Regions from separate parts of the Homo sapiens genome. Here region 1 is linked to region 2. Evidence: read pairs that join two places in POLR2A ChIA-PET (ENCODE). Cell type or tissue: A673. All regions are shown on one strand. Links, peaks and the distances in the headings refer to the core of each region. The heading gives the core; the rest is flanking DNA. Region 1 has its middle 15 kb from the start of EEA1. Region 2 holds the start of LOC105369908 (a long non-coding RNA gene).

What was found. ChIA-PET counts read pairs that join two places held together with the same protein. Peaks named below come from ENCODE experiments on the same cell type or tissue, not always from the same donor. Only the 100,000 strongest peaks of a DNase experiment are listed, where the experiment ranks them.
Region 1: POLR2A ChIA-PET joins it to region 2 with 23 read pairs; 2 of 35 experiments call an interaction of 5 or more read pairs at or near these places.

What each region holds. Positions count from the first base shown.
Region 1 is chr12:92,935,880-92,952,666 of GRCh38, reverse strand. It overlaps the pseudogene RNU6-1329P. Among named protein-coding and RNA genes, the nearest start is that of EEA1, 15 kb to the right of the region's middle. RefSeq lists an enhancer at 14,305-14,354. In A673, for the core only: a CTCF peak has its summit at 8,683 (motif pointing right); no DNase peak of the experiment used is centred there.
Region 2 is chr12:93,080,661-93,097,447 of GRCh38, reverse strand. All of the region lies in intron 3 of LOC643339 (a long non-coding RNA gene), which reads left to right. LOC105369908 (a long non-coding RNA gene) reads right to left here and starts at 6,968. Exons shown (of 4, transcript NR_188219.1): 1 at 6,820-6,968; 2 at 1,212-1,333. It also overlaps the pseudogene RPL41P5. In A673, for the core only: no CTCF peak of the experiment used is centred there; DNase peaks (open chromatin) are centred at 7,097 and 9,417; H3K27ac peaks cover 1,166 bases.

The sequences.
Region 1 (16,787 bases), core at 3,614-11,613, 140 kb after region 2:
TTGGTATATGTGCTGCTGACGCAAGCAAAAAACGGACTTAAGAGAATATGTAAAATATGTAATGTCTGCACTGTGTTTGAATTTTTATTTGAACAGCCATAAAAATACTCTTGAGACAATCAAGAAAAGTTAAACTTGGACTGGATGTTAAATATGATTCTTTGGAGGCATGACAATGTTATTGTTATGTTTCTTTTTTCAAGTTCTTAGGCATTAGGGAAGCATACTGAAATATTTACACGTAGAGAAATTTGATGACTGGGATTTGTTTTAAAATACTCCATGATAAAAGAAAAAATTGTGAGAATTTAGGGGGTAAGGGAAGATTCATAAAAAAAGAATGGCAGGGTGTAAATAATTATTGAAGCTGGGCAATAGGTACATATGGCTTTGTTACATTTTTCTTTCTATTTTCACATGTGAAATTTTCCATAATGAAAGGTTTAAAGGCCAGGAACCATGGCTCATGCCTGTAATCCCAGAAATTTGGGAGGCTGAGGTGGACAGATTGCTGGAACTCAAGAGTTTCAAGACCAGCCCGGGCAACATGGTGAAACCCCATCTCTACAAAAAATACAAAAATTAGACAGGTGTGGTGGCACATGCCTGTAGTCCCAACTACTTGGGAGGTTGAGGTGGCAGGATTTCTTGAGCCCAGGAGGGTGAGGCTGCAGAGAGCCATGATCACAGCACTGTACTCCAGCCTGGGCAAGAGAGTAAGACTCTGTCTAGATATCAGATACCTTGATTTTATTTTTTTAAGGTGTGAATGTAATATGGCATAATGAAGTTAACCTCAGTTTTGAATACTGGCTACATCTTTTATCAGCTATATGACTTAGGAAAGTCACTTAACCCTTACAACCTCCATTTTCCCTATTGCCAAATAAGAATTATGATTCCTCTTGGCCGGGCATGGTCGCTCATGCCTGTAATCCCAGCACTTTGGGAGGCCGAGGTGGGCAGATCGCTTCAGATCAGGAGTTTGAGAGCAGACTGGCCAACATGGTGAAACCCCATTTCTACTAAAAATACAAAATTAGCTGGGCATGGTGGTGCATGCCTGTAATCCCAGCTACCCGGGAGGCTGAAGCAGGAGAATGACTTGAACCCGGGAGCAGAGGTTGCAGTGAGCCAGATGGTGCCACTGCACTCCAGCCTGGGTGACAGAGTAAAACTGTGTCTCAAATAATAATAATAATAATAATTCCTCTTGTTGCAATAAAGATTTAATGAAGCAGGGCATGGTGACTCACATCTGTAATCCCAACACTTTGAGAGGCTGAGGTGGGCAAATCATTTGAGGTCAGGAGTTCAAGATCAGCTTGGCCAACATGGTGAAGCCCCGTCTCTACTAAAAATACAAAACTTAGGCAGTGTGGTGACACATGCCTGTAATCCCAGCTACTTGAGAGGCTGAGGCAGGAGAATCTCTTGAACCTAGCAGGCGGAAATTGCAGCAAGCTGAGATTGCACCACTGCATTCCAGCCTAGGCGACAGAGATTCTGTCTCAAAGAAAAAGATTTAATGAAATAATGTGTGTAAAAGGTTTCGCAAAGCACCTGGCAGAGTAAACCTAAGTATTAGCCTAATCAGATTTAATTTTCATTTCTCACTATGTTCTCATTTAGTTTCTTTGTTTTTTGAGATGGAGTCTTGCTCTATTGCCCAAGTTGGAGTGCATTGGCATGATCTCGGCTCACTGTAAACTTCCCCTCCTGGGTTCAAGTTATTCTGCTGCCTCAGCCTCCCGAGTAGCTGGGATTACAGGTACCAGCCACCATGCCTTGCTAATTTTTATTTTTAATAGAGACAGGGTTTCTCCATGTTGGCCAGGCTGGTCTTGAACTCCTGGCCTCAGGTGATCCTCCTGCCGCAGCTGCCCAAAGTGCTGGGATTCCCTTCCCTTCCGTTCCGTTCCCTTCCTTTCCCTTCCCTTCCCTTCCCTTCCCTCCCCTCCCCTCCCATCCTATTGCTTTCTCCCTCCCTCCCTCCCTTCCTCCCTCTTCTCTCCCTCTCTTCCTCCCTCCCTTCCTTCCTTCTTCCTTCCTTCCTGGCTCTTGTTGCCCAGACTGGAGTGCAATGATGCAATCTTGGCTCACCACAACCTCCGCCACCTGGGTTCAAGCAATTCTCATGCCTCGGCCTCCCGAGTGGCTGGGATTATAGGTATGGGCCACCACACCTGGCTAATTTTGTGTTTTTAGTAGAGACGGGGTTTCTCTATGTTGGTCAGGCTGGTCTTGAATGCCTGACCTCAGGTGATTCCCCCTGCCTTGGCCTCCCAAAGTGCTGGGATTATAGGCGTGAGCCGACGCACCTGGCCAAGATTATTGTCAATGTGGGACTACTAGTTGTTTTCCCGTACCCATTCTTCTTTTCTTTCTTGGCAATAGGGTTTTAGTTGGCTACATGCCTGCCTAGCTAAAGACTACATTTCCCAGCTTCCTTAGAAGCTAAATGTGGAAATGTTTTGACCCATGGTATATGCACAGAAGTAATATGTGACATGTCCAGGTTTTGCCCTAAAGAGAACTGGACTTGTGCTCCTCAAGCCTACTTAAGCTCTTCCCATGGCTGAGTGGAGGCTAGAACTGGAACAGCCACCTTGTGTTGGACCAATGGTAGAAGTAGGGCTGCCAGATTTAGCAACTAAAAATACAGAACACCCAGTTACATTTGAATTTCATATAAACAAAGAATACTTTAAGAAAAAAAAATGTATGTCCCATGTCATATTTGAACATAGTGAGGTCCAATATATTGTTAAGTGAGAATAGAACAAGGAGCAGAATTATGTGTATAAACTGGTTAATGATTTATAGGCTAGGTTATGTTTAGGAAAAGAAATCTAGTTTATGTTTAAATATGACCATTCTGGCTGTGATATAAACAATGACTTTTTTATTTTTATTTTTGAGCCAGGGTCTTGCTTTGTTGCCCAGGCTGGAGTGCAATGGTGTGATCATGGCTCACTGCAGCCTTGACCTCCTGGGAGTGATCCTCCTACTTCTTCAGCCAGCGTCTACCACCACACCTGGCTAATCCCTTCCCTTCCCTTCTCTTCCCTTCCCTGCCCTGCCCTTCCCTTCCCTCCCCTGCCCTCCCCTCCCCTGCCCTCCTATTGCTTTCTCTCTCCCTCCCTCTCTTCCTCCCTCCCTCTCTTCCTTCCTCCTCCCTTCCTTCCTCCCTCTCTCCCTCTTTCCTTCCTTCCTTTCTTCCTTCCTTTTTCTCTTTCTTTCTTTTTCTCTTCTCTTCTCTTTCCTTTTCTTTTCTTTTCTTTTCTTTCTTACAGTGTCTCACTTTGTTGCCAGGCTGGTTTTGAACTCCTGGGCTCAAATAATCCTCCCTCCTTGGCCTCCCAAAGTGCTTGGATTACAGGCATGAGCCAGTGCACCCAGCCAAACAATCATTTAGAGAGGAAGATTCTATAGTCATCTAGGCAAAAGATAATGGTCAAGTCGGCCAGAATGGGAAACTAAAAATGAAGAATAGGCCAGAAAAATGAAGAATGGCTCATGTCTGTAATCTGAGCATTTTGGGAGGCTAAGGCAGGAGGATTGCTTGAGCCCAGGAGTTAGAGACCAGCTTGGGCAACATGGCAAAACTCTGTCTCTACAAAAAATACAGTAATTAGCTGGGTTTGGTGATACCTGCCTGTAGTCCCAGCTACTCAGGAGGCTGAGATGGGAGGATCACCTGAGATGGGAAGATGGAGGCTGTGGTGAGCTGTGATCTTGCCACTGCACTCCAGCCTGGGTGACCAGAGTGAGACTCTGTCTCAAATAATAAAAAATAAGAGTTGGGCGTGGTAGCTCATGCCTGTAATCACAGCACTTTTGGGGCTGAGGTGGGTGGATCACTTGAGGTCAGGAGTTCGAGACCAGCCTGGCCAACATGGTGAAACCCCGTCTCTACTAAAAATACAAAAAATTAGCTGGGCATGGTGGTGAGCACCTGTAATCCCAGCTATGCGGGAGGCAGGAGAATCGCTTGAACCTGGGAGGCAGAGGTTGCAGTGAGCCGAGATCACATCATTGCACTCCAGCCTGGACAACAAGAGTGAAACTCTGACTCAAAAAGAAAATAATAATAATTTTTAAAAGACAGAGGGAAAAGGTCAATAATGATAAACAGAAATTAAAAGAAGAGAATATAATGAATGAATTTAGGAGAAATCACAATTATCATAAAAATTAAATTAGTATTTAAAAATTTTCTCATACATACAAAGAAAACCCACCAGGGCCAGATAATTTTACAGGTAATAATCTACCACCCTAGCTTGCTTGCTTTCTTCCACCGATGTGGACCTTGCCATGTTTCTTGACTTTTTAATAATTGCCATTCTGACTGGTGTGAGGTGGTATCTCATTGTGGTTTTGATTTGCATTTATCTAACCACCAGTGATGTTGAGCTTTTTTTCTGTATGTTTGTTGGCTCCATGAATGTCTTCTTTTGAGAAGTGTCTGTTCATGTCCTTTGCCCACTTTTTAATGGGGTTGTTTTTTTTCTTGTAAATTTGTTTAAGTTCTTTGTAGACTCTGGATATTAGGCCTTTGTCAGATGGATGGAATGCAAAAATTTTCTCCTATTCTGTAGATTGTCAATACCAAAGTGGACCTGCACAAATCAACCTTACTCCATTAGTTTCTCCTCCCATATATTTACCTTCCCACCATTTGCCCTTGGAAACCTAAAACACTTTTCTGTTGCCTTGTTCCATCTCCACAATTTATCATTCTTTGTTTAAAGTGGTACTTAAGCTCTTAGGCCTATCTGCTTTACTGAGTCTTCACTTCATTTTTTAGAAAAGCCCCTGTGGGCTGGGCATGGTGGCTCATGCCTGTCATCCCAGAACTTTGGGAGGCTGAGGTGGGAGGATTGCTTGAGCCCAGGGTTTCAAGACCAGCCTGGGCAACACAGTGAGATCCCATCTCTTCAAAAAACAAAAAGCACCTCTGTTTGCTAAAAATTAACATTAAATAAAATTTGTATGCCTTTTCTTCTGTTAATCTATCTTTTGTCAGGCTAACTTGCAGGGACCCACACAATGAAAAAGAATAGAGGAAAAGAAATTTTTTTTCTCTCCTACATTCTCAAGTTGTATCCTTCCATTTACCTTTAGAATGAGGGGTTAGTAAGGCTGGGCGCGGTGGCTCACGCCTGTAGTCCTAGCACTTTGGGAGGCTGAGGTGGGTGGATCACTTGAGGTCAGGAGATTGAGATCATCCTGGCCAATATGGTGAAATCTCTCTCCTAAAAATACTAAAATTAGCCAGGCACGGAGGCATGAACCTGAAATCCTAGCTACTTGGGAGGCTGAGGCAGGATCGCTTGAACCCGAGAGGCGGAGGTTGCAGTGAGCTGAGATCACGCCACTGCACTCCAGCCTGGCGACAAAGCTAGACTCCATCTTAAAAGAAAAAAAAAAAAGAACGAGGGGTTAGTAGATTTTCTCCAGTTTCTCCATGTTTTATTTCCTCATCACACGTCGTTTCTATTCATCTCTCCACAAATAGGTAGAAACAAGCTTTTCTCTGTTCAATCACCAATATGAGGGCTTGGGTGTCCTTTACACAGCTGATTTAACTTACATTTAAATGTACTTGGGGTTTGTTTACTTTACATTTCCCCCATTTTTCCTTTTAAAATAACTGTGGGGCCAGGTGCAGAGGCTCACACCTATAATCCCAGCACTTTGGGAGGCTGACACAGGTGAATCAGTTGAGCCCAGAACGTCAAGACCAGCCTGGGCAACATGTCAAAACCCTGCCTCTACCAAAAATACAAAAATTAGCAGGGCATGGTGGCATGCACCTGTAGTTCCAGCTACGCAGGGGGCTGAGGCAGGAGGATCGCTTGAGCCCAGGAGGTCAAGGCAGCAGTGAGCCAAGATCATGCCACTGCACTCCAGCCTGGGCAACAGAGTGGGACCCAGTCTCAAAAAAAAAAAGAGAAAAAGGTAAAAAGTTAAAAAAAAAATAGCTTGTGGTTTTAAAGGCAAATTGATCTGCATTTAAAAAATTTTTTTCTTTCTTTCTTTTTTTTTTTTTTTTTTGATGCAGTCTTGCTCTGTCACCCAGGCTGGAGTGCAGTGGCGCGGTCTCAGCTCACTGCAACCTCCACCTCCCGGGTTCACACCATTCTCCTGCCTCAGCCTCCCGAGTAGCTGGGACTACAGGCACCCACCATCATGCCCAGCTAATTTTTTGTATTTTTAATAGAGACGGGATTTCACCGTGTTAGCCAGCATGGAAAAATTTTTTCTTATTTATTTATTCCACACATACTTTTAAGTACATTCTATGTGCTAGGCAGTGTTCTAGGCATTGGGGATATAGCAGTGTACAGAAGTGGGAAAATGTTCTAATGGAGAAGACAGCAAACAAAGTAAATATATAAGATATGCAATATAATAGATAGTGATAATTGGTAAAGATGTAAGAGCAGAAAGTAAATTGTAGAAAACCAGATAGTGATGCAAATAATCATTGTGTAATATAAGTGCAAATAACCTTTGTCCCATAGAGATGCAGATGTTGTGAGGCTGGTAAACAGACTACAACCCAACAGTTAGTTTTATTACCCTATGCGGCACTAACCAGTTTTTATGTAATTTAGTAATCGTAGTCTAGCATTTTTGTTTGTTCTAGTATAGTCTAGCATTTGTTTTTTCTTTCAGTGACTACCTGTCCTATGCCCCTTTGAATTGGCTTTCTCCTGTTGTTGACTCTCTTATCTATGAGCTCTTTGATTTTGTTTTTGGATTTTTTTTTTTTTTGAGACAGGGTCTTGCTCTGTCAGCCAGGCTGCTGGAATGTAGTGGTGCAATCATGGCTCACTGCAACTTTGCCCTCCTGGGCTCAAGCAATCCTTCTGCTTCAGCCTCCTGAGTAGCTGGGACCACAGGCACATGCCACCACAGGTGGCTAAGTTCTTTTTATTTTTAGTAGAGACAAGGTCTCACTATGTTGCCCAGGCTGGTCTCAAACTCCTGGGCTCAAGCAATCCTCCTGTCTCGGCCTCCCAAAGTGTTGGGATTACAGATGTGAGCCAGCATGCTCAGACAACTCTTTATATACGTACTAGATGAGAGCCATGGTTTTAGCTTTTTAAAAATTATACAATGACACATGGAATGCACTTTATATGCTTCTGATTTGTTATACATTTTTTAATGAGCGAACAAAAACCTAAAATATATATACTAAAAATGAAACAATAGAGATAAAAAAACAAACTTCCTTGTGGATTGATTTTCTACATTCTAATGTTGATAGACTGTTAGGCATTAGAAATTAAAATTATGAAGACCATAGAGTTATATGTGATGAAAGCTTATGAGAATGTTTTTTAAAAAATATATAGATAAAAAAGTAAATAAAACATTTAAACTCCTAGAATAATATTGCCTCTTTACTAGTGTAACCAGCATACTAGGTATTTAAGTATTAGAAATCATTGACACTGCAGGCTCTCGAGTCAGGTTGTCTGGTTTTAAATCTTTGCTCAATCACTTCTTAATTTGGGCAAGTTATTTAATCTTTTTAAACCTCATGACTAGCCAGGCACAGTGGCTTAAGCCTGTAATCCCATCACTTTGGGAGGCTGAGGCAGGCAGATCACCTGAGGTCGGGAGTTCGAGACCAGCCTGACCAACATGGAGAAACCCTGTCTCTAATAAAAATACAAAATTAGCCAGGTGTGGTGGCGCATACCTGTAATCCCAGCTACTCAGGAAGCTGAGGCAAGAGAATCGCTTGAACCTGGGAGGCAGAGGTTGTGGTGAGCCAAGATCACGCCATTGCACTCCAGCCTGGGCAACAAGAGCGAAACTCCGTCTCAAACAAACAATCACAACAACAAAACACCTCATTACTTTTTACCTCACAGGATTGTTGTGAGGAATAAATGAAATAAGTAAGAAGCTTAGACGGTGCTACCAAATGCTTAGTTACAAACTTTCTGTTTAGTTATTTTTATCTTTGCAATGAAAAGTTACAATATATAAAGTAATACAGAGCAAGTAAATAACCAATGCAACTTCCTATTATCATAAATTACTTTTAAAATCATATACAATGTTTGCAAAGTTCAACAGAATGTTACTCAGTGTTGAAACATTCTTACCAAAGCTTCTTTAAAGTCAAAACATTGATTTTAAAAAGAAACACAAAGCTTCTTTAAAGTCAAAATATTGATTAATTTTTATCCACCAAAAGAGTCTTGTATTTTATCTTTATTTTATTGAATTACAGAACATTTTACAACCAACCACAGGTAAACTGTGTTGTCCAGTGAAACTCAGGTCAACCACAGGTAAATTGTGTTGTCCAGTGAAACCCAGGTTTCAACACAAACGATACCTCTTTTGCATGGGGAAAAAAAAAAAAAAAAAAAAAAAAAAAAACCTCAACAAAAAACTTCCTAAGTTAACTGTTGCTTAAGTTGCTTGAGTAAGCAAGTTAAAATATAAAGAAAAGCTCTGGCAAGAATTTCTTTAGAGGATTTACACTTAAACCAAATTTTAGTAGTTATTCTTCAAACCACAGAAACAAGACACGAAAATAAAAATTCAACAGAATGAAACAAAACAAGAGTAGATATGGCTCCCTCTACACTGTAGGCATAGTTATTCAAGCCAAGTTCCCACTAGAGGTCAGAAGCTACTATGCAAGCTTGAAAAATGACTTGGTGTTTCCGAATGCCTTCAGCTTTTAAAAATGGCTTGCTCTTTCCAAGTGTTTTCAACTTTTTAACTCAGAGCAAAAGGTACAATAGATCCCTTTAATCTACTCTACCTCACAGTATTTAAAATTTAGCAAGATTGTCAATATGGAGGGACAAATATATATTGTTTTTGTTTCTAGAGACAGAGACTCACTCTGTCGTCCAGGCTGGAATGCAATTGCTCCATCACGGCTCACTGCAACCTCAGCCTCCTGGGCTCAAGCAATCCTCCCACCTCAGCCTTCCGAGTAGCCAGGACTATAGGCATGGGCCAATATGCTGAGCTAATTTTTTTGGCATTTGTTGTACAGGCAGAGTTTCATCATGTTGTCCAGGCTGGACTCGAACTCCTGGACAAATATATTTATTAACCTAATAATACTGTAACTGCCCAGTGGGTTCTCCTTGCCCACTGTCCAAACAGAGATGATTTATTAAGACAGGGGAATTGGAATACAGAAAGAGTTTAATTCACACAGAGCGAGCTGAATGGAAGACTAGAGTTTTATTACTGAAATCAGTCCCCCCCAAAATTTAGAGACTGCATTTTTTTAAGGATAGTTTGGTGGGTAGAGGGCCAGGGAGTGGAGAGTGCTGATTGATCAGGAGGTGCCAGCTGATGCACCATAATGCAGGGTCTAAAAAATATCTTGAGCACCAATCTCAGGTTTTACAATAGTAATATTATCCCTAGGAGCAACTGGGGAGGGTTGAAATCCTGTGGCTTCTGGCTGCATGGCTCCTAAGCCATCATTTCTAATCTTGTGGTTAATATGTTAGTCTTACAAAGGCAGTCTGGTCCCCCTGGCAAGAAGGAGGTTTGTTTCAGGAAACTGCTGTTATCATCTTTGTTTCAAAGTTAGACTATAAATTAAATTCCTCCCAAAGTTAGTTTGGCCTGCACCCAGGAATGAAGAAGGGCAGCTTGGAGAGTGTAAGCAAGCTGGAGTCAGTCAGGTCAGACCTCTTTCATAATTTTCTCAGTGTTTATTTTTGCGAAGGTGGTTTCAATACCCCTAACTTTTCTACTTAAAATTACGATATATGCTATTTCAGACTTTTTCTTCAGTATATGAAAGGGTTTAAAGATTTTTGTCACTTCTCATAAAAAAACTAAATTATTTATTAGTTTTACATTTCTTCCCATCATGTTATGCAGTAACAACATATATAGCGCAGTTTCTTGAGTGAATTGAGGAAAGAAATATAGCTCAGAGCAATCTGAGCTATGTGAGGTCTGCAAGAGGTGCCAGGCCCAGAGAGACATGAGTATGTGACTTTAGTCACATCCTACAACCCCCCACCATCTTGCATCTATGCCCAGGGGTAATTGTTTTTTGTTTGGGTTTTTGTTTTGACACAGGGTCCTGCTCTGTTTCCCAGGCTGGAATACAATGGCATGATCTCAACTCACTGCAGCCTCGACCTCCCTGGCTCAAGTGATTCTCCCCACTCAGCTTCAAGAGTAGCTGGGACTACAGGTGCATGCCACCATGTCTGGCTAATTTTTGTGTGAGTGTGAAGATGTGGTCTCACCATGTTGCCCAGGCTGTGCTCAAGCAATCTTCCTTTCTTGGTCTCCCAAAGTTCTCGCATTATAGGCATGAGCCAACGTGCCCTTTATCAGGTTTTTTGTTTTTTCAGACAGGGTCTCACTCTGTTGCCCAGGCTGAAGTTCAGTGGCATGATCATGGCTTTTGTTGCCCCGGCTGGTCTTTAACTCCTGGGCTCGAGGGATCCTCCTGCCTTGGCCTCCCAAGGTGTTGGGATTACAGGTGTGAGCCACCGTGCCCAGTCAGGGACAATTGTTTAAAGGCATTTTGGCTGGCATGCTGGTTCATCCTGTAATCTCAGCATTTTGGAAAGACAAGAGAATCAGTTGAAGCCAGGAGTTTGAGATCAACCTCGGCAATATAGAGAAACCCTGTCTCTGTTTAAATACACCTATTTTGAAGAAAAAAAAAGCCATTTTGTTTCTGACTAGCTGAACTGCCCATTATCTTCATGTTCCTGAAATTTGTGATACAAAGAACATGGTACAGCCAATCAATAAATTATATTATTTAAATGTAAATTATTGGTACATATATTAGTCCATTATCACACTGCTATAAAGAACTACCTGAGGCAGGGCATGGTGGCTCATGCCTATAATCCCAGCACTTTGGGAGGCCGAGGTGGGCGAATCACTTGAGGTCAGGAGTTTGAGACAAGACTGGCCAACATGGTGAAACCCCGTCTCTACTAAAAATACAAAAATTAGCCCAGGGTGGTGGCAGATGCCTGTAATCCAAGCTGCTGGGGAGGCTGAGGCAGGAGAATCACTCGAACCCTGGAGGTGGAGGTTGCAGTGAGCCGAGATTGTGCCACTGCACTGCAGCCTGGGTGATGAAGCGAGACTCCATCTCAAAAAAAAAAAAAAAAAAAAAAAAAAAACTACCTAAGACTGGGTAATTTATTTTAAAAAGAGGTTAGATTGACTCACAGTTCTGCATGGCTGGGGAGGCCTCAGGAAACTTAGAATCATGGCGGAAGGCAAAGGGAAAGCAAAGCACGTCTTACCGTAGCAGAGCAGGAAGAGAGAGAGAGTGAAAGGGGAAGTGCCACACTTTTAAACCATCAGATCTCGTGAGAACTCACTCACTTTTATGAGAAAAGTAAGGAGGAAATCCGCCCCCCATGATCCAGTCACTCCTGCCAGGCCACTTCTCTGACATGTAGGGATTACAATTCAACATGAGATTTGGGTGGGGACACAGAGACAAACCATATCAGTAAACAGTGTAAGATCACCTCTTCTTGTCCCTTAAAAACCTACTTGTGGCTGGGTGTGGTGGTTTGTGCCTGTAATCCCAGTACTTTGGGAGGCAGAGGCAGGAAGATTGCTTGAGCCCAGGAGTTCAAAACCAGCCTGAGCAACACAGTGAGACCCTCTCTCTACCAAAAAAAAAAAAAAGAAAAAAGTCAAGAGGATCACTCGAGCCCACGAGGCACAGGCTGCAGTGAGCCATGGTTGTGCCACTGCACTCAGCCTGGGTGACAGAGAAAGACCCTTTCTCATAAATAAAATAAAATAAAACAAAACCCCAGCTACTTGTAATTGCTGCTAGTTGGAGTACATATTCAGGGAACTTTGAGTCTATGTTTTAGGTTGCAGTCTTCAAACTTGGCCCAAATAAACTCTCTACTTACATTCCGTTTGCCTCAGTTTTTCCCTTTAGGTCAACAGAACAACATTACAAACTGGATTTTAATTTAATTGAGCAAATTGATATTTTTTCCTGAAGGCCACACAATGCTCTACAACCTGAGGAAAGAGGCATTAGGGAAAAGGAAGAGGAGGAGTACTGTATGTTTCCCAAGTTGTTCTTTAATTTTCTTTTCAGGTTAATTTGTTTGTTGCTTTTTTTCATCATCTAAATGTCTATTTTTTATATTAACCAAAATATGTCAATAGAATATATTTTTGGGTCCCATTTTTAGCCAATTAACTCATAACAAGCATTGTCCTGAAAAAGTTTTAAAAAGGCATATTGGGCCGGGCGCGGTGACTCACACCTGTGATCCTAGCACTTTGGGAAGCCGAGGTGGGCAGATCAGGAGGTCAGGAGTTCGAGACCATCCTGGCCAACATGGTGAAACCCTGTATCTACCAAAAATACGAAGAAATTAGCTGGGCGTGGTGGTGCACGCCTGTAATCCCAGCTACTCGGGAGGCTGAGGCAGGAGAATTGCTTGAACCCAGGAGGAAGACATTGCAGTGAGCCAAGATTGAGCCGTTGCACTCCAGCCTGGGCTACAGGGTGAGACTTCATCTAAAACAAAAAAAAAGTGTATTGTGTTGTTTATGTTATCTTACAAATTTTAATATTAAATTTCATTTGATATCACTTAGAAACAATGATGTAAATGAGAGAGGGAATGTGTGTATGTACCTCTTTCACTAGAATATATATATACATATATATATATATATTTTTTTTTTTTTTTTTTTTTTTTTTGATACAGTGTCTCACTCTGTCGCCCATGCTGGAGTGCAGTGGCGCGATCTTGGCTCACTGCAAGCTCTGCCTCCCGGGTTCACGCCATTCTCCTGCCTCAGCCTCCCGAGTAGCTGGGACTACAGGCGCCTACCACCACGCCTGGCTAATTTTTTGTATTTTTAGTAGAGATGAGGTTTTGCCGTGTTAGCCAGGATGGTCTCGATCTCCTGACCTCGTGATCCACCCGCCTCGGCCTCCCAAAGTGGTGGGATTACAGGCATAAGCCACCGTGCTCGGCCACTAGAATATATTTTTACAAAATAATAATGTCACTAGTAATAATACTTTAGAGTACTTTACCATCTCTATTCTTTACTTATGCTGCCATCTATATGCTAGCAAGACATTTTCAGATTAGTATTTCACAAAAACCATTTATTTGAGTCCTTACTGCATTACTTTAAATGTTCAGACCATTCTAAGTAATCTATGAGTTTAATCAATGGTATTGTTAGAATTAGCCTCTGGAATCATCTATCATTGAGTTTCTATCAAATTCTAAGGGGAGATAGAAGTGCTGTAGGTCTAAATTGTATGCAGCCCATCATCCTAATTATATCATGTAGGGAGGCCAGCTGGCTAGCTGTCAAGAGACCTCAGGATGCTCATTTAAATTGGTAAATTCACTGTGGTCCAGGCTCTGAATCTTTGCTCAGCAGCTTCAAAACTTGAATTTTTGTCAGCATGTTGAAAGTAAATTCTTCTCTTAGCAGACTCATAATATTCAAACGTACAGAGGCTGAAATGGTATTAATTTACAAAGGGCAACAAATTTTTTATGTGAGTTGTGCTGTACCAATGGGACCAGTGCATTTACTCTTTAAAGACAAAACTACATGGGAATCCAATTATAATTGACAGTTTGGGGGTGTGTATTCAGAACAAGAGAAGGTAGTTGGAAGACGTACCTTACATTTTTGTCAAATTTGTCATGTGGCCCGGAGTGTTTTGAGTTTTTGACCCAAGGTCTCTTCTTCCCTGTAGTTACAGGGTTGAGTACAAAAATGTAGGTATACGTAGGCCATGTAGTTTCGTTTGGGAGGCAAGGTGAGACTTGCAGATGAGTAGGAATTAGACAAGTAACAGTAGGATGGGTGTAGGGAACATTCCAGGCATATGAAATAGCATATATAATGGTTCAGAAGTAAGGGAGAGACTATGATGAGCCCAGAAATGTGTAATAGTTCAGCATGCCTGAAGTGTACAGTGTAAAGAAAATAATGTCAGGCTGGGCACAGTGGTTCACATCTGTAATCCCAGCACTGTGGGAGGCCAAGGTGGGAGAATCATTTGAGGCCAAGAGGTTGAGGCTGCAATGAGCTGAGATCGCAGCACTGTACTCCAGCCTGGGCGACAGAGTGAGATCCTATCTACAACCAAAAAAAAAAAAAAAAAAAAAAAAAAAAGAAAAAGAAAAAAGAAAGGAAAACAAAGAAAGAAAGAATTCTTCTTCATCACCCTATTATGTAAAACACATAAAGATAAAAGTAAAGCTATACCAGCTAATGCAAAGGTGAATAGCACAGGGCCTCAATTGCTCGATTTTCTCCATCCACTGAGGTGGCTTCTGAGGACTCTAGGGCTTCAAGGAACACACTTTCAAAAACACTACACTCCACAAATTTAAAGAAATCTAAGCTCTGACTAATGCTGGGATGACATCTCTATACTGCACTCTAAATAACTTCACCTGACCACTGTTCTGTGGTGAGTAGGTCTATGCAAACCTACCCCAACGTCTGAGGAAGCTGAGAGGCTGAAGAAAGAGGCTGATACAACCAATTCTCAGAAAGAAACATTTAACAGGGATTTACAAAAAGAAGGCACAGTCTCAGATGTCCAAAAGGGAGATGGTGGACTCCCGTTCCATTACCCTTCAGACCCAGGGCTTAAATATCACAGGGAAAAAATGTGTAGCACAATTGAAGTTGACTTCCAAGGGGAAGGCAAGAATGCTGTGTGAGTCTGGCTAAGGTAGGATTTATGGTCAAGGTTGTTTTGACCTAAGGGAAGGATTCACTGTAACAATGGAAAAAGTAGAAATCTTAGAGGCCTTCCGGGAACACAGATTAATCAGATGTCAACATGGTGGATTAGCATCTAAGATGGAGTTGCTTTAGCTTCCACAATCCCACAGACATATTTCAGGAAATAGCTTCAGATATTAGTTCTGTTTCTAAAATGTACCCACACCACTTTTGTAATACTTTATATGTTGTATTACATTTTGTTGCTGCTCAGCTTGGGGCCCACAGGCAGGTCTTGCTTAGGAGACACTGGCATTCAAGAGTCACCCTGTTATCATAGATGGGAATTTTTGTTGTGCCACCTTTACATTGTCTATTTTGTACTCTACAAACTTGAAGTTTAAATGTGATAGACTTGGCTATTGCTTTTCATATATTAAAAGCATCATTTTTAAAATATTTATTTTATTTTATTTTTATTTTGAGACACAGTCTCACTCTGTCACCCAGGCTAGAGTACAGTGGTGTGATCTCAGTTCACTGCAACCTCCACCTCCCAGGTTCAAGTGATTCTAGTGCCTCAGTCTCCTGAGTAGCTGGGATTACAAGTGTGCACCACCATGCCCAGCTAACTTTTGAATTTTTAGTAGAGACAGGGTTTCTATGTTGGCCAGGCTGGTCTTGAACTCCTGACCTTAAGTGATCCACCTGCCTCGGTCTCCCAAAGTGTTGGGATTAAGGGCGTGGGCCACCACGCCCAGCCAAGAACATCATTTTTCTTTTCATTTATTTTAAAACATGTATTTATTTATTTAGAGACAATGTCTCACTCTGTCACTCAGGCTACAATGCACTGGTGCTGTCGTAGCTCACTATAGCCTCAAACTCCTGCATGCAAGCAATCCTCCTGCTTCAACTTCCCAAGTAGCTAGGACTACAGGTGTGTGCCACCATGCCTGGCTGATTTTTAAATTTTTATAGAGACAGGGTCTTGCTATGTTGCCTAGGCTGGAAGGGCATTATTTATAATATATCTTAAAATGTAATTATTGTCGACAAAAAGAGTCAAACTGTAAAATATTTTAAGAGATTTATTCTGAGCCAAATATGAGTGACCATGGCCCATGACACAGACCTCAGGAAGTCCTCAGAACATGTGCCCAAGGTGGTTGGGGTACAGCGTGGTTTTATATATTTTAGGAAAGCATGAGACATCAATCATATACATTTAAGAAATACATTGGTTTGGTTTAGAAAGGCGGGACAACTTAAAGCAGGCTATAGGTAAATTTAAATTTTCTGATTGACAACTGGTTGAGTTTATCTGAAGACCTGGGATTAATGGAAAGGAATGTTCAGGTTGAGATAAAGGATTGTGGAGACCAAGTTTTATTGTGCAGAAGAATCTCTCAGCAGACTTCAGAGAGACAACAGGTTGTGGTCAGGCATGGTGGCTCATACCGGTAATCCTAGCACTTTGGGAGCCCAAGGCAGGTGAACCAGCCTGGCCAACATGGTGAAACCTCATCTCTACTAAAAATACAAAAATCAGCCAGGTGTAGTGATACGCACCTGTAATCCCAGCTACTTGGGAGGCTGAGGCAGGAGAATCACTTGAGCCCGGGGGGCAGAGGTTGCAGAGAGCTGAGATCGCGCCACCTCACTCCAGCCTGGGCGAAAGATTGAAACTCCATCTCAAAAAAAAAAAAAAAAAAAAAAAAAAAGAGACAGAGAGAGAGAGTAGGTTGTAAAATGTTTCTTATTGGACCTAAAAGGGTGCCTGGCTCTTAGTTGATTATCTCCTGGATCTGGAAAGGAAAGAAGGAAACCAAAGGGGAAAGGGGATTCTCTACAGGATGTGGATTTTTCCCACAAGAGACTTTGCAGGACATTTTCAAGGTATGGCAAGAAAATATATTTTGCGGTTTAATATTTTCTCCTTGTGTCATAATGTTATGCCAGAGTAAGACTGAAAAGTAAGTCACTATAGGCCGGGATTGGTGGCTCATGCCTGTAATCCCAGCACTTTGGGAAGCCGAGGT
Region 2 (16,787 bases), core at 5,490-13,489:
CATGAGATAATAGTGCCTTTGCTGACCTTCAGTGAAAATTTTCACAGACTTTACCAGTAATTTTCATAGATGACAGACACACTTTGGTAGATATTAATAGTCTGGGGATTAGATACTAGGCTGGTGCAAAAGTAATTGCTGTTTTTGCCATTGCTTTTAATGGCAAAAACTGCAATTACTTTTGCACCAAATAGATACACTCCACTGTGGAAGAGAGATAGTTCGTTTGGATTTTTCATATCTAGAGGATATATGCTTCAAGACCTTTAAATTCTCCATGTTGATACACAACAAATATCCTTCTCATTGCTAATCTGATTCCTTGTTTCTGGGAAGGAAGAATCCTGGTTAATGAATACCAATATCATTGTTACTGGGAAGATATTCCATCAGTAGGATAATGATAGTATCTCCTTGATAATAAGTTGACATTTTGGGTTACATGCCAATTCTTGGTAACCGTAAATTATAAAGAGACTGATCATTCTTGCAAGTTTGGTTAGCTAAGTTTCTCAGTTTGTTTACCCACCACGGGGCTCCCTCCTCCAAGAATACTCTCTCTTTTAGAGCGCTCACTTCAGCAGTCATAGGAGTTGGCTTGCTTGCTTGTTGGGGTTGAAAGTTAATCAATGTTCCTAACAGCATTGATAACAAAGCTGGTCACCGCTGCTCTTAATGGTAGGCAATCTTATAGCTGGTAGCAGAAATGATTCAATTACACTGTCAGTAATACATCTTTTTTTTTTTTTTTCATTTATTTTTAGTAGAGACAGGGTTTTGCCATGTTGCCTAGGCTGGTCACAAACTCCTAGGCTCAAGCAATCCACTAGCCTCGGCCTCCCAAAGTGCTGGGATTAGAGGGGTGAGCCACCTCACTCAGCCAATATATCTTTTTTGATAAATTTTTTTAGTGCATAAACTTTCTAGGTTAAAGATATGATTCAGGAAGGGTCAGATTTGGGGCCCAGTCTAAATTTTGTTATTGGTGAATTTTAGTGGCCTCTCAAAAACATTTACAATGAGTAAACGTTATTAATGTTAGAAGTTAATTACCAGCTGGGCTCAGTGGCTCACGCCTGTAATCCCAACACTTTGGGAGGCCGAGGCAGGTGGATCACCTGAGGTCAGGAGTTCAAGACCAGCTTGGCCAACATGGTGAAACCCCATCTCTATTAAAACTACAAAAATTAGCCAGGCATGGTGGCACGTACCTGTAATCCCAGCTACTAGTGGGGCTGAGGCAGGAGGATCTCTTGAACCTGGGAGGCGGAAGTTGCAGTGAGCCGAGATGGTGCCACTGCACTCCAGCCTGGGCGACAGAGTGAGACTCCATCTCAAAAAAAAAAAAAAAAAAAGAAGTTAATTACCTATTTGTGTTTAGCAGCATGGTAAATAAAAAGAAGTATTTAAGACAAATAACTTCATAATCTGAAGTATATAATTTAGTTGGGGACATAAAAGATTTAAAATAATAATACAAGATAGCATATACTTTATTACTTTTGTGGGCTGGAGCTGCTCCTACTGGCTTGCAAAAGCCAATTGCTAAGTTTTCCAGTTTTGTGAGCTGGTTATTAAACACAGCCATTATTAGAAATTAAATTATATAAAGTTATAATTAAATAAAGTATACTAATAACAAAGATAATAAATAGTCAAAACTCATTACTAATTGTTTTATTACCTTTCAGTATTATCTCTGATCTTGAAGTTATTTATGTGTATTATATCTGTGTGGTAGAAATACTACATAACAATATGCCACTCTGCGTCTCTTCCTGACTGTGGTCAGTGACATCATACTGGTGGCTTGAAATAGCCATGGTGGGAGTGTTTACACCACAGAAATTGAATCTATAAACCCGCCGAACCCAGACTCCTACCTCTCCACCCCCAGAGCCAGGTGCTAAACATTTACCAGCACGCCATTGCGTATAAATATCAAATAGGAAGTACAGACTCTAAGAACCATCACTGGCCAGAGGACAGTGCGATCACCTGAGGTTTGGGGATCAGAGAGGTAGGCTTTGAAGCTGGCTCTGAAGCAGACTTGTTTTTATGTGGGTCAGGACCACCCTCAGGGATATTTAGAACCAGGACAAATCACAGAATGCCCACATGTCCCTGGACATTTTTATACAGGTGAAATCAGGTTAGCATGAGCATTAACAGTCTCTTCCAAGGTGAAGCAAAGTAAATAAAAAGGCAACAGTAAGCCTGAAAGGTGTGTGTGTGTTTGTGTGTGTGTGTGTGTTTGTGTGTGTGTGTGCATGTAAAGGATGTGGTGGGGTGATCTCACCCCCTCTGGCCGAGTGGTCATGGGATGATTGGATAACCTTAGTGATATCCACTGGAAAGAGTTAAAGACATTTCTATGCTTCTCTTCCAGCCAGTAGCTAAAGCCCCAGGGACAAGGTGTTCCCTTTGATCTTGCTGTACATCTGTAATAGAATTTTAAAAGATTGGAAAGAAAAAAAAAAGGTAGGCTAATAGAAAAGGTAGGTTTAGAAGGCTTCCTGGAAGCCAAGGAGAGGCAGTCTTTGAACTAGCACATTGGATCACTGTTTTTTCAACCCTAACTCATTGCAGACCTCTGAAAGCCTCTTGGGGAAAAATTATAGCAATGTATCATGGTGTTTATAACATGCACGGAAGTAAAGTATATGACAACAATAGCAGAAAAATTAAAAAATATTTTGTTGTAATAAAAATGATTAAATGGTAAACTTCATGTTATGTACATGGTACTAAAATTATAAAGATATTAAAATGATAACATTTTTTCATTCTCTCCTCCTGGGTGAGAATAAGGGCAGTTACTGTTTTTCAATTGATGATGGAAGATTCTCTTGGTTTTTTTTTTTTTTTTTTTTTTCAGATGGAGTCTCACTTTGTTGCTCAGGCTGGAGTGCAGTGGCGTAATCTCGGCTCACTGCAACTTCCGTCTCCCAGGTTGAAGCAATTCTCCTGTGTCAGCCTCCCAAGTAGCTGGGATTACAGGCATATGCCACCATGCACGGCTGATTTTTGTATTTTTAGTAGAGACGAGGTTTCATCACGTTGGCCAGGCTGGTATTCAACTCCTGACCTCAGATGATCCTGAGTACTGTGACTCCCAAAGTACTGGGATTATAGGCGTGAGCCACCATGCCCAGCCTTGAGATTTTTTTTTTTTTTTTGGACAGGGTCTCGCTCTGTTGCCCAGGCTGGAGTACAGTGGCACGATCTTGGTTCACTGCAACCTCTGCTGCCCAGGTTCAAGCAATTCTCCTGCCTCAGCCATGTGAGTAGCTGGGATTACAGGCGTGTGCCACCACCTCTAGGTAATTTTTGTATTTTTAGTAGAGACAGGGTTTTGCCATGTTGGCCAGGCTGGTCTTGAACTCAGGACCTCCAGTGAGCCACCTGCCTCGGCCTCCCAAATTGCTGGGATTATCTGCACGAGCCACTGTACCCAGCCTTCTTGTTTAAAAACAAAAGAAACTTAAATAAATAAAGAAATAAGTCAAGGGCAATAATAGTAGAAACAAAGTGGCAATTGCAATTGTTGAGGAGTTTTGGAAAAAATAAAAATTAAAATAAAAAAAGGCTTGCGCCTTAACAGCTAACTGGTTACTGAGTAGCCCAGTGAGGGAAGTGGGAAACAAAGGAAGAGAAGACTCCTAGGACAAACAGGATCAGAGTCATTACTGGGGACTAGAGCCAGTGTCAGGTGAGGAGAGGCTGCTGGATCATGAGAAGCTCATGTGACGCAGGCGGGTACCATATTTCATCAGTGCTAAGGTACCCGTTGTGTCACAGTTGAACAACTTGAATCAGGATGCATGTTACACTTGATGATATCAGTCACCATTGTCAGGGTGGCAGTCATTGCTGGGCATGCAGAAACTTGGGCATAGATGTTCATATTGTGGCCCCGTGTTGTTTAAATAAATATGTATTTATGTAAATTTAGCATAACAAAAAAATGAACATTTCTAATCAGGAAGCATGATGTCACCGTTTAATTGAGTTTTTCACTTCTTCATGACAGATTAAATGATGGCATGTCTTATGATTGGTGGCACATTAGTGACATACAGGTTAATTTGCCATATATGATTATAAATTAACTGTTTATAAATCTGTGTCCCATTTACACACCGTTTTGGGTCTTCTCATCTAATAACTTTGTTGAACCAGAAATGTGTGAGTTAGATTGATCAAAATGCTCACTCAGAGGTGGCTATTCTGCGTTCAGAACTGGCCAACCATTTACTAAATTTTGTTGTTAATTTCTAATAATGTATGTCCAAACAGGAACTATTTTGGCTTGGTACTGATGGATACTAAAGTTTGTGATTACATATAGATAAGTGAGGTTCTGTGTTTTTTCCTTAGCATCAAAGAGCTGAGCTGCTTTCTCATCTGTCCTCTTTGCAGTAGTGAACTGTCAATCAGAGCATCAGACCAGTGCCCTCCTATGTGCATGCTTGGGAGAAATCTCCTTCTTTAGATATCCACTCTAAAATGCCTCTGCAAGCAGAGTGAATGCCACGTGTAAAGGAGCAGTGACCAGACAGTGAAGACTGTGTTTGGGAGATTGTGGGTAGATCATTTGCCTGCAGTGGATTGGGTGTGTATGGGAGAGAGCCATAGGTAAGGTGGTACGTTAGACTGGTACTGTGTTCATTTGGGGACAGGTCACAGTCAGTGCATACTGTGCACACTGTGAGTCACATACAAGTCAGTGCATGGCGAATCTTTCGTTAAGTGGGATATGCAGGCTAACGAGGGAACAGGAAGCTGCCAGGCTGCGATACATAATTCTCAGCAAACTTCATGAAGAATGATGGCTTCTATTCCAGGTACATAGTTGTAGAGCATAATCCATTTCACAGCTGGAGGCCTGTTTTATTTTTCAAGTGAAATTGGAGAGAGTGGGGTGGGAAACTTGTCCTCTGATGGCTTAGCGGAGGCAAGGGTGGAAGATGGGGATCCACTTCATTTGTTTTCCTGTCATTAGGCCCCTGAAAAAATATAGACTAAGGATATAATTGCATGGTTTGCTTCTACCTCGGAAAAAGCTGGATTAGTAATTGCATTAACTTGTTACTATGCTTTGCTCTCAGGGATAATATAATTTTAGCTATTGCTTCCTAATTATAGGGTTCTTATTGTTCTAAAAATCCCATTCAGCATGTGTTTCATTTTCACTTTTATGAAGGGCATTGTGAATAAGAGCCCACATCTTGGAAAGAGCTAAGCTGAGCTGAAGCTGTGACTTGCCCAAAGCCATTCCCCACTGTGACAAGCTGGGTGCTACTGTGAATTTTATCCTCCATTGATGAATAATGCTATTGGCAAAGACCATATGCTCTGTTGCTTGCTGGAGTCCAGAGGCACTGCACAACCGAGGGATAATCACATCAAGCTGATGATGGTTTTTATTGGGTGGTAGTAATGGCAGAAGTAATGACAGTCATTAAAATCATGCTTCGAATCGCTTTGGGCCTTCAGAGCACAGCTAACTCAATGTGTCAAGGACGGGTCACTCCCAGAAGCTGTCTGGAAGGATTGCCCAACGACCCTTGTTCTTTGAGAACTGCAGGGCTGGCAGGAGGCAGCAGTGAAGGCCTCAGGTCTTCACCATCTCTTGCATCTACACTGGTGCTTTTGGTGTTTCTACATGATCTTATTTAGGTGAGAATCAAAGTGGACTCATGCAAAACTGAGCTTATTCATAGAAAGGCAATAGAAAAATATCCTTGAGATGTTCCACTCCAATTCAACAAATACAAAATTTGTGATACCTGGGTATGTACTCAGTGCTAAAAGCTCTAAAGGATTTGGAGAATAAGATAGTTACTCTTCTGTGGGACCTACTCTCTGGGAAGGGAGGTATCTATTCACAAGCAACTATAGTGCAAGGCAACATGTGGTATTATATATGTGTTACAGGAGAACCTGATGGGTAAGGGGAGCATAAATTGGTTCAGACGAGGATGATTTGAAAAGATATACCTGGGGTACTACAGGGGAAAAATATACATAAGTTAAACTTCCTGCAAATTCCTCAAAGGTGACCTTGAACAAGTCATTTAATTCTTCCTCTGTCAGATTCACCATCTGCAAAAAAAGGAATATTGGCCTTAAAGATTTTTCACTGGGCAAAGAACCACTCAATCCATCTCACTGAAAGTTTGAGATTATAACAAAACCCTGAATTCTAGGTATAATTGAACAGTTAGAAATCAGAGGAACAGGAATTCCAGGTGGAGGGACCAGCACTAATAGGGGCCTAGTGGCAAGAAGGTGTTTTTCTGGCTGGAGCATAGGGTTTTGTTGATTTTGTGTGTGTGTGTGTGAGTGTGTGTGTGTGTGTGTGTGTACAGGTTATATGCACAGGCTCTTTCTTGATGAAGATAATCTCCCATTACCCTATTCCTCTACAACAGTCTCTTTAAAATATTAAGAAACCCAAGATAGAGGCAAGTTATTTATTGGTTATATCTAGAGATATTTATACAAAGAAAAGAAAGGGGATAAATAGATAATTTCTATATTTCTTAGATTTCTTGACTCATACAGAATCATGACTCAGATAATGACTCAGGGGCAAACTGAACATTTATAGCTGTTACCTTAACTAAGGGAAAACATTCTTCATAGCAGATAGTCTGAGTGACAAAAAAAAAAAAAAACACACAGATTTTTATAGTCTGGTTTCAACCCACAGAATTCTACCTGCAGAAGAACAAATACTTGGAAAAGATTATAGGAAAATAAAAAGATTTAGCAGAAATATTAAACTAAATGAGATTTTATTAATAGTTTTACCTTATATTTATTTAGTGCTTTATAGTTGACTTTTTCATTATTTAATTTTATGCTCACCACATTCCTGGGAGTGAAGCATTTTTGATACTATTCTGCCCCTTCTTCCAGATGTGGAAACTGGGGTTCCAAGAGGTTCTATGACTTGCTGTGAATTTTACACTCAACGAGTTCTAGAATTAGAATTTGAACTTTGAACTCTTGCTGTAAGACTCATTCTAGCACAGTGTGTTGTCTTGAGATCACGCAGGCAGCCTACTCTGCTTATTTTTCTTGAGGAAACAGGTTCAGAGAGGTGAAGTGACTCACCCAAGATCATATAGTTGATGGCTGTTCTAGACCTCAAAGCAAGATGTCCTAACTTCCTGTTCTGTGCTCTTTTCATAATGCAAGGCTATACAGGATATAAATTTGAAATAAAATGTGTTAATCCATTCACTGCTATAAAAAAATACCTAAGACTGGGTAATTTATAAAGAAAAGAGGTTTAATTGGCTCATGGCTCTGCAGGTTGTACATGAAGCATAGCAGCTTTTGCTTCTGGGGAGGCCTCAGGAATCTTCCAATCATGGTGGAAGGCAAAGGGGAAGTGAGGCATTTCACATGGCGGAAGCAGGAGCAGGAGTTGGGGGAGTGCCACACACTTTTAAACAATGAGATCTCACAGGACCTCACTCACTGTGGTGAGGACAGTACCAAGGGGGAAAGACTCCCCATGATCCAATCACCTCCCACGAGGCCCCACCTTCAACACTGGAGATTACATTTCCACATGAGATTTGGAGGAGGACAGCATCCAAACTATATCAAAAACCACGGTAGAATCCTCCCACGTAGTATTATTCCCATAGAGCAATGCCACTGTAAATTGTAAGTGGTAAAATTCCTACAGTTAACTTCAAGAAAAATAAACAAGAACTAACATACTATGCATTTGGTTCTTTAATCACTTTATAAGAACTAACACATTCAATCCTCCTAACTACCCTATGAGGTGACCATGATTATTATTTTTATTTTATCATTGAGGAAACTAAGTTACAGAGAGGTGAAGTAATCTAAGAAAACATAGCCAGAAAATGGTAGGCCTGTATACAAACCCAAGTAGCAAGGCCCTGAAACCTCTTAGTCACTCAGTTATCAAGCCAGAATATAAAAAATATTTGGGATTCAAAATAGGTACTGAAATAAAGCCACATTTTCTTAGGAAACTCTTTTAACAAATTGAACAAATTAATAACGCCAATAAGAGTGTAGGGTAAATGTTCAGATTAATTAAGCATATAAGTAACTAATGTCTGTTATACATCATCATTTTATCTAGTCACTAGCCAAGTTTTATACTGCTTAGTTCCCAAGACTATAGCAGGTCCGGAAATTATATACTGTTGCATTTTTAAAAACACAATCTATGCATTGTATAGACATTCAGATCAGCATTTTTCTTATTAGTTTGACCTACTACAGTTTCTTTTACTTCATACGCTTGCCTTTATTATCACATAGTAATGATATCTTGGGATTATGAAGAATTGGCTACACAATACTAGACACCCTTTAAAAAGAAAGAAATTCTGTCATTTGCAACATCATAGATAAGCCTGGAGGACATTATGTTTAGTGAAATAAACCAAGCACAGAAAGACAAATACTCCATGATTTCACTTACCTGTGGAATCTAAAAAAGTGGAACTTACAGAAGTAGAGAATAGAATGATGATTACTCAAGGATGGGGGTACGGGGTGGGACAGGGAAAGAGGAGATGTTGGTCAAAGGGTACAAAGTTTGAGTTAGACAGGAGGAATAAATGTTAGTGCGCAGCATGGTGACCATAGTTAATAATAACTTACTACATATTTCAAAATTGCTAAGAGTAGATTTTAAATATTCTCACTAGGAAAAAAAAGGTAAGTAGGTGAGGTGCTGGATATGTTAATTAGCTTGATTTAATCATCCCTTGGTGTATCAAAATGTTACATTGTACCCCATAAATATGTATAATTATTATTTGTCAGTAAAACAATTTTCTTCTACATCGTTTGGATTATTTTATTTGTTTTAATGACGCATCAAAACATTAAGAGTGCTGCACTTTTTGTCTCTCTTTTAGAGATGGGAAAGTTGAGTGAAGCAGGTTCAGACTCCCTGGAGTGAAGGGGGCAAAACCAGGGCAGTCCCTCCTGCAGTCTTTAGAATGCTGCTGCGAGGTTCAGTGGAGAAAGCTGGGGTGGGGGCATTGAATGAGCACTGCCCTTGGAGTCAAACAGGCATCTGACCATGTTGCTTTCTGTTCCTGAGGATAAGACTCAACCACCGTCTAGAGATTCTGAAGTCAAACACTCAAATATACAAACACTCAAGAAGTTCCTCTGGGCTTTGTATGTTCAGAGACTGAAGAGATGTAGCATTCTCTTATAAGAAAATTTTACTAATTCAATTGAGAATATGCAGAGGGAATGAATAAAGACTCCTAGTCTCCAGAAATTATTGCATTTCCATATGACACACCATTTCATGAAACCTCTCTGCATTTATAAAAGTTGTTTTCTTCCTGAAGATGTGCAGCTTATGCAGAGCTAATTACTCCCAAGTCCTTGGGGAATGCAAATATGCCGACAACTAGCATCATGGCAAAGAAAAAGAGCTCTCAATGTTTTTTTTCCTTTTGTCCCCTTTTTTTTTCTTTCAGTAAGTGCAAATTCTACTATAACCTTAGTAACTTAGTAGTTCCTAAACTCCAGGAAAGCCGCAAGCCATTTACTTTGCTTATTATTTATGAAAAGCAATAAAAATTTGAGAGATATAAAAATTTCCTATTACATCTGTTTGGTCTTTCAAAATAAATTAAAATGGATAATAATAATATCTTATTTAGTCCCTGCTGTGTGGCAGATACTATAGAACCATGATGTCATTTACTCCTGACAACAGCCACAGAAAGTAGATATCATTCTCTTGAGAACTGTGACAACTGCCATCAACATGACATTGCTATTTGGACTTAGAACTCAGACCACCTGTGTCAATATAACTTAAGTTACTTGTTCTGAAAACTTTTCATAGAATAGATAAGACTGTAAGCCAACAAATAACTTCTCTGTTTGCATTAGGAAATTCCTGCTGATCAGCTTATCTGAGATAACAATCTGCTCCCTTGGGCAAATTGCTCACTCTCATCAAGCCATAGTTTACTCATCAACACTTGCTTTAAGATCCTCCCTTCGTCCACCTTGGGCTAAGGTTACATCATGATCTTAGCCCAATTCCAGTCAGTTCCCTTTTATTTATTTATTTTTTTTGAGATAGAATTTCGCTCTTGTTGCCCAGGCTGGAGTACAACGGCGCGATCTCGGCTCACTGCAACCTCTGCCTCCCAGGTTCAAGCAATTCTCCTGCCTCAGCCTCCCGAGTAGCTGGGATTACAGGCATGCACCACCACACCGGGCTAATTTTGTATTTTTAGTAGTGATGGGGTTTCTCTATGTTGGTCAGGTTGGTCTCGAACTTCCGACCTCAGTTGATTTGCCTGCCTTGGCCTCCCAAAGTGCTGGGATTACAGGCATGCACCATCACGCCCAGCTAACTTTGTATTTTTAGTAGTGATGGGGTTTCTCTATGTTGGTTAGGCTGGTCTTGAACTTCCGACCTCAGTTGATCTGCCTGCCTTGGCCTCCCAAAGTGCTGGGATTACAGGCATGAACCACCACGCCTGACCTTCAGTTCCCTTCTTTAAAGACTCTTGAGGTTACTTGAACCAAGATCTCAAAACTGTATAAATATCCATCCCTGACTTCTTTTTTCTGAGGTACCACTAAGACTTTGTCAAGATGGTGTTTTCCTTATTAAATTGTCTGACAGCATTTGAGGGAGTTTAACAATTCTTGTTTTACAAATGAGCAAAGAGAGGCCCAGAGTTTCAGGTATTTGTCCAAGTTCACTCCCTCAGTTAAGGGTTGGAGCCGGGATTCCAATCCAGAACTACCTGACCCCATCCCATGTTCCTGATCGCTCTGCTACTGTGGTCGTTCAGTTGGAATGAAAATCCAGTTTCTTTGGTTTCAACCATGGACATATTTGGCTTTTGAGGAGTAAAAGAAAATCCAAGCAATAGTTGTCTTAGTCTGTTCTTGCTGCTATAACAAAACATCTTAGATTGAATAATATATTAAGAACAGACTTTCTTTCTTACTGTTCTAGAGGCTGGGAAGTCCAAGAGCAATAAACCAGCAGCTGAGTCTGGTGAAGGCCTATTCCTCATGGGGGGTTTCTTGTGGTGTCCTCACATGGTGGAAGGGCAAAAAGGGCCAAATGAACTCTGTTAAGCCCTTTTATTTATTTTATTTCGTTTTCAAACAGGGTATTACTTTGTCACTCAGGCTGCAGTGCAGTGGCATGATCACATTTCACTGCAGCCTCAACCTCCCAGGCACAAGTGATCCTCCTAATTCAGCCTCCAGAGTAGCTGGGACTATAGGTGTGCACCACCATGCCTGGCTAATTTTTAAATATTTTGTAGAGATGGGGTCCCCCTATATTGCACAGGCTCTCAAGCCCTTGTATAAGAGCATTAATTCCATTCATGAGGGCAGAGCCTTCATAACCTAATTACCTCCTAAAAGTCCTGCCTCTTAATAAACCTGCACTGGGGATTGAATCCCAATGTGAACTTTGTAGGGAACACAAACATTCTAACCATAGCAATGGCCCAGTTGACAGTCCTGTGTAAAGCAGCTGCCATGTGACCTCGTATGTTTGTCTGTGGGAATCCAATACTACTGCTTCAGAATAAACTCTTACCAACATTCTCTAAGTGAAAGACATAGGTCAGGCAAGGGCCAGGAAAACCAAATCTATAATTGGTGTGACCTTTAAACTATCAGTATATTATTCAGCTGGTATATTAGTTTCCTAGAGCTGCTGTTAACAAATTACCTCAAAGTTGGTGGCTTAACACAACAGAAATTTATTCTCTCTAAGTTCTGAAGGCCACAAATTCAAAATCAAGGTCTTGCCAGGGCCACGTTCCCGCTGAAGGTTCTGAGGGAGAATCCATCCCATGCCTCTCTCCTGGATTCTGGTGGCTCCCAGCAATCCTTGGCATTCTGTGGTTTGGGACTTTATAACTCCAGCCTCTGCCCTGGTCTTCACATGGCTTTCTCTTTTTGTCTCTGTGTCTTCTTTTCTCTTTCTTGGAAGGACATTTCTCACTGGATTAAAGTCCCAGCTCAATCCAGGATGATCTCATCTTGAGACCCTTATCTTAATTACATCTACAAAGACTTGTATTCAAATAAGATCACATTCTGAGGTTTCAGGTGGACATAACTTTTGGGAGCCACAGTTCAACTCACTACAGCTAGTAAAGTTTGTTACTGACGCGGTATTAGCATCAACATTATTACATCTAAATAAAAATGCCAATGAAAAATAATATAAAGAATAACAATAATAGCTCATTTTTTTAAAATGTAGTCTTTCAAAATTTTTTTCTTTTTTTTTTTTGAGACGGAGTCTCACTCTGTTGCCCAGGCTGGAGTGCAGTGGTGCAATCTCCACTCACTGCAAGCTCTGCCTCCCGGGTTCCTGCTATTCTCCTGCCTCAGCCTCCCGAGTAGCTGGGACCACAGGCACCTGCCACCATGCCCGGCTAATTTTTCTTTTGTTGTCATATTTTTAGTAGAGATGGGGTTTCACTAGGTTAGCCAGGATGGTCTCGATCTCCTGACCTCGTGATCCACACACCTCGGCCTCCCAAAGTGCTGGGATTACAGGCGTGAGCCACTGCACCCGGCCTCAAAATTTTTTTATATAAAACCACTGCTTATGGGATATTACAGTGATCATATGATGTTTGATTACAGCAGTGCATATATGGAAATTTTAAATATCTTATTCATATCATTGATTCTATGTAAACACAATGGCTTTGTGAAAAGACCATTTTCTAGAGATGTATCAAACATTTATCTAGTGCATATGGTGTTCCAAGCACTGGGGGGATACCTAAATGATGACAGTACCGTTCTCCAGTTTGTAAAAAGAGAAAAGTGAGAAGGATGATGATGAAATGGTAGCTCGATGACCACCTCCAACTTAAAACCATCTATGAAAGAACATATTAAGGCTCAGAATATATGATTCCCATAGATGTTAGCAAGATTTTATTTATAATAACTCTACTGTGTTTTCTTCCTGTGTTACTCCCACACTGTAGTACATCACAGTAATTTCTGAACTGCATATTTTAACCACAGTTAACTAGAATTTTAAAAACTTTTTTGACCCAGTGGAAATACATTTTACACTTGACCCAGTATATGTATCACTGAAATAAGTTTCACAAATCAGTATTTGCTCTTAGAAGCATGATGAAGGCTGATATTTTCTACTTTGTTGTATTTCATTAGTAATTTAATTTAAAAATGTACTAATGGATAACCACAATTTATTAAGTAGCGTCAATCATTCTTTACCTTATCCACCCCAACACACATATATTAACAGGATTTCATAATGAGTAGCTTTCTTGCATTTCATACAGTTCATTTTAGGACATAATCTCATTTATATTACTTTGGTAGGAACAATATTTCAGGGGCTTTAAAGATACAGTTCAAGGCCAGGCATGGTGGTTCACGCCTGTAATCCTAGTAATTTGTGGATGCCAAGGGAGGAGAATCACTTGAGGCCAGGAGTTCTAGACCAGCCTGGGCAACATAGTGAGATTCCCATCTCTAAGAAAAATTAAAAAATTAGCCGGACATGGTGATGTGCACCTGTAGTCCTAACAACTGGGAAGGCTATGGCAGGAGGATGGCTTGAGCCCAGGAGTTCGAGGCTGCAGTGAGCTATGATGGCACCCCAGCCTGGGCAACAAAGTGAGATCTTGTCTCTTAAAAAAAGATAGAGTGTGGCTCTCGGCCTTAGCGCCATTTTTTTTGGAAACCTCTGTGCCATGAGAGCCAAGTGGAGGAAGAAGCGAATGCGCAGGCTGAAGCGCAAAAGAAGAAAGATGAGGCAGAGGTCCAAGTAAACCGCTAGCTTGTTGCACCGTGGAGGCCACAGGAGCAGAAACATGGAATGCCAGACGCTGGGGATGCTGGTACAAGTTGTGGGACTGCATGCTACTGTCTAGAGCTTGTGTCAATGGATCTAGAACTTCATCGCCCTCTGATCGCCGATCACCTCTGAGACCCACCTTGCTCATAAACAAAATGCCCATGTTGGTCCTCTGCCCTGGACCTGTGACATTCTGGACTATTTCTGTGTTTATTTGTGGCCGAGTGTAACAACCATATAATAAATCACCTTTTCCACTGTTTTAGCTGAAGAATTAAAAAAAAAAAAAAAAAAAAAGATAGAGTGTGGCTCACGCCTGTAATCCCAGCACTTTGGAAGGTGTAGGTGGGTGGATCACCTGAGGTCAGGAGTTCGAGACCAGCCTGGCCAAGATGATGAAACCCCATTTCTACTAAAAATACAAAAATTAGCCAGGTGTGGTTGTGTGCACCTGTAATCCCAGCTACTCTGGAGGTTGAGGCAGGAGAATCGCTTGAACCTGGGAGGCAGAGGTTGCAGTGAGCCAAGATCGCACCACTGCACTCCAGCCTGGGTGACAAGAGTGAAACTCCATCCCCTCCATGCCCACATTAAAAAAAAAAAATGGAGTTTAATAACTGGGAAGACCACATTAGATGATTTTACATTTGATTGCATATTGTTAGAACACATTTTTGAATATATTAATGCATTTAAAACATGAATAAATGATACTTTGCATGTGTTCCTTTTTCCCCACAGACCAATTTTTTTCAACTGCCCTACAGTAGCTTCCGCTTGCTGGTGCCTTTGGGCTGCCATGGCCCCAACCCTGGCTCTACCTGTGCATGATCTTATAGTTCTGTGGTTCTCCACTGGTTCAATCCCTCTGTTTCTATGATTCTGATTGGTTCAGCGTGGTCAGCTGCTTGTGTCCGCCCTAGTCAGCAGTTATCTGACTGATTGAGGTCCCGTAGCCTACATGGCTGCTTTCCATAGCTTTTCTTTTTTTTGTTTGTTTGTTTTTGAGACTGAGTCTCGCTCTGTCGCCCAGGCTGGAGTGCAGTGGCGCGATCTCGGCTCACTGCAAGCTCCGCCTCCCGGGTTCACGCCATTCTCCTGCCTCAGCCTCCCCAGATGCTGGGACTATAGGCGCCCGCCACTACGTCCAGCTAATTTTTTTTATATTTTTAGTAGAGACGGGGTTTCACCGTGTTAGCCAGGATGGTCTCGATCTCCTGACCTCGTGATGCGCCCGCCTCGGCCTCCCAAAGTGCTGGGATTACAGGCGTGAGCCACCGCGCCCGGCCTGCTTTCCATAGCTTTTCTAAGCGGGTAGATATCAGTCAGGTCCCAGAAGTTAATAATACACTGCAATTGGGAAAACTGGAGAAGATTTTAATAAGAAGTGATTTATAAAGATCTGGGCATAAGAAAACCACAAGAAACCACAAGGGATAGTAGTACAGTATCCTTGGGGATTAACTGCAGGGGACCATTATTACCCCTGGGCCAAAAGAGGCAGTTACCAGAACCTGGGGAGAGAGCCAAGTGGAGGGGCCTGCTGGACAGGACCTGCAACCTTTAATAAAGGTGTTACCAGCAGTGAATCCGACAGGCCTGCAGTAAACTTGATCCTTCCCTCCTCGAAGGAAAGAATTCACCCAAAGGGCATAAGGCAGTGAGAAACAAGTTTTAGAGCAGAATTAAAAGTTTATTAAAAAGTTTTAGAGCAGGAAGGAAAGAAAGGAAGCAAAGTACACTTGGAAGAGGGCCGAGCGGGCAACTTGAGAGATCCAAGTGCCCTATTTGATCCTTGACTTGGGGTTTTCTCCATTGGCGTGGTTCCTGGGTTTCTGTTTCTCCTCCCTTGATTCTTCCCTTGGGGTGGGCTATCCTCACGCACAGTGGCCTGCCAGCGCTTGGGAAGGATCACTGCACAGTGTGTTTACGGAAGTTGTGCGCATGTTCACTTGAGGCATTTTTCCCTTACAAGTTGAGCGTTCCTGGAGGAAGGTCATATACCAGTTAAACTCCACCATTTTGCATCTTAATTAATGCACATGCTTGAGCCTGCTCATCCAGCTCCTGAGATCTTATCTGGAAGTTGCTAATCACCAGCTTCAGGTGTTTTCTGTCTATTGTTAGAGTAGCTTTCCCTGGTGCCAGCTGACCCCAATTATTATTTTAGAGAGACAGTTTAACAACAGCCCTACCATCACCTGATGGTTGCCTGACATTTCTGGGCTAAGAGGCCCCTCTCCTTCGCTGCTTATGTCTGCCTAACTACCTACTCTAACAAAGGGACACAGCCAAGCCGGGGCTGGGGTCTGGGGTGGTGGTGGCAGGGAGGAGAATTTGGAGGAGCAAATACAAAGTATCTCAAAGCACAGGAAGTGTGGATAAGAAGGGAATGATTGGCATCTCAACCGCAGGGGTGAGTCCACAAAGCTTTCTGGAGGAAAGCTTTTCTTTTGTTTTTTTAACACTGCTGGAAATGACTTAGGAGGCCCTTATATGCCGGATACTGTTCTAAGTTTGTTATCTGCACTAATTCACTGAATACTAAAATAGCCCTCTGAGGAGGATAATATTGTCTTTTGTAGAGGTGGGGGGTGCTTTTCATTGAAGTCTAATATACATAAAGTGCACATATAAATGACAGTTCAATAATTTTCACAAAGGCAACACACTCAGGCAATCAGCCTGCAGATCAGGAAAGAAAACATGACCAGCCACCTAAGACTCCCTTTCCAGTCTCCACCACCCTCAGTGGTGTTGATATCCAACACCAACACTGAAACCGCCTTTGCAAAAATTATATCAGTAAGAAAAATTGTAACAGTGAGCTGGGCTACCCTCGCCCCACCCCCATCTTGCCTTTCCCTTAATTATTCCTGGGCTTTGGGGCTGAGCTGAGTTTGAGGGACAT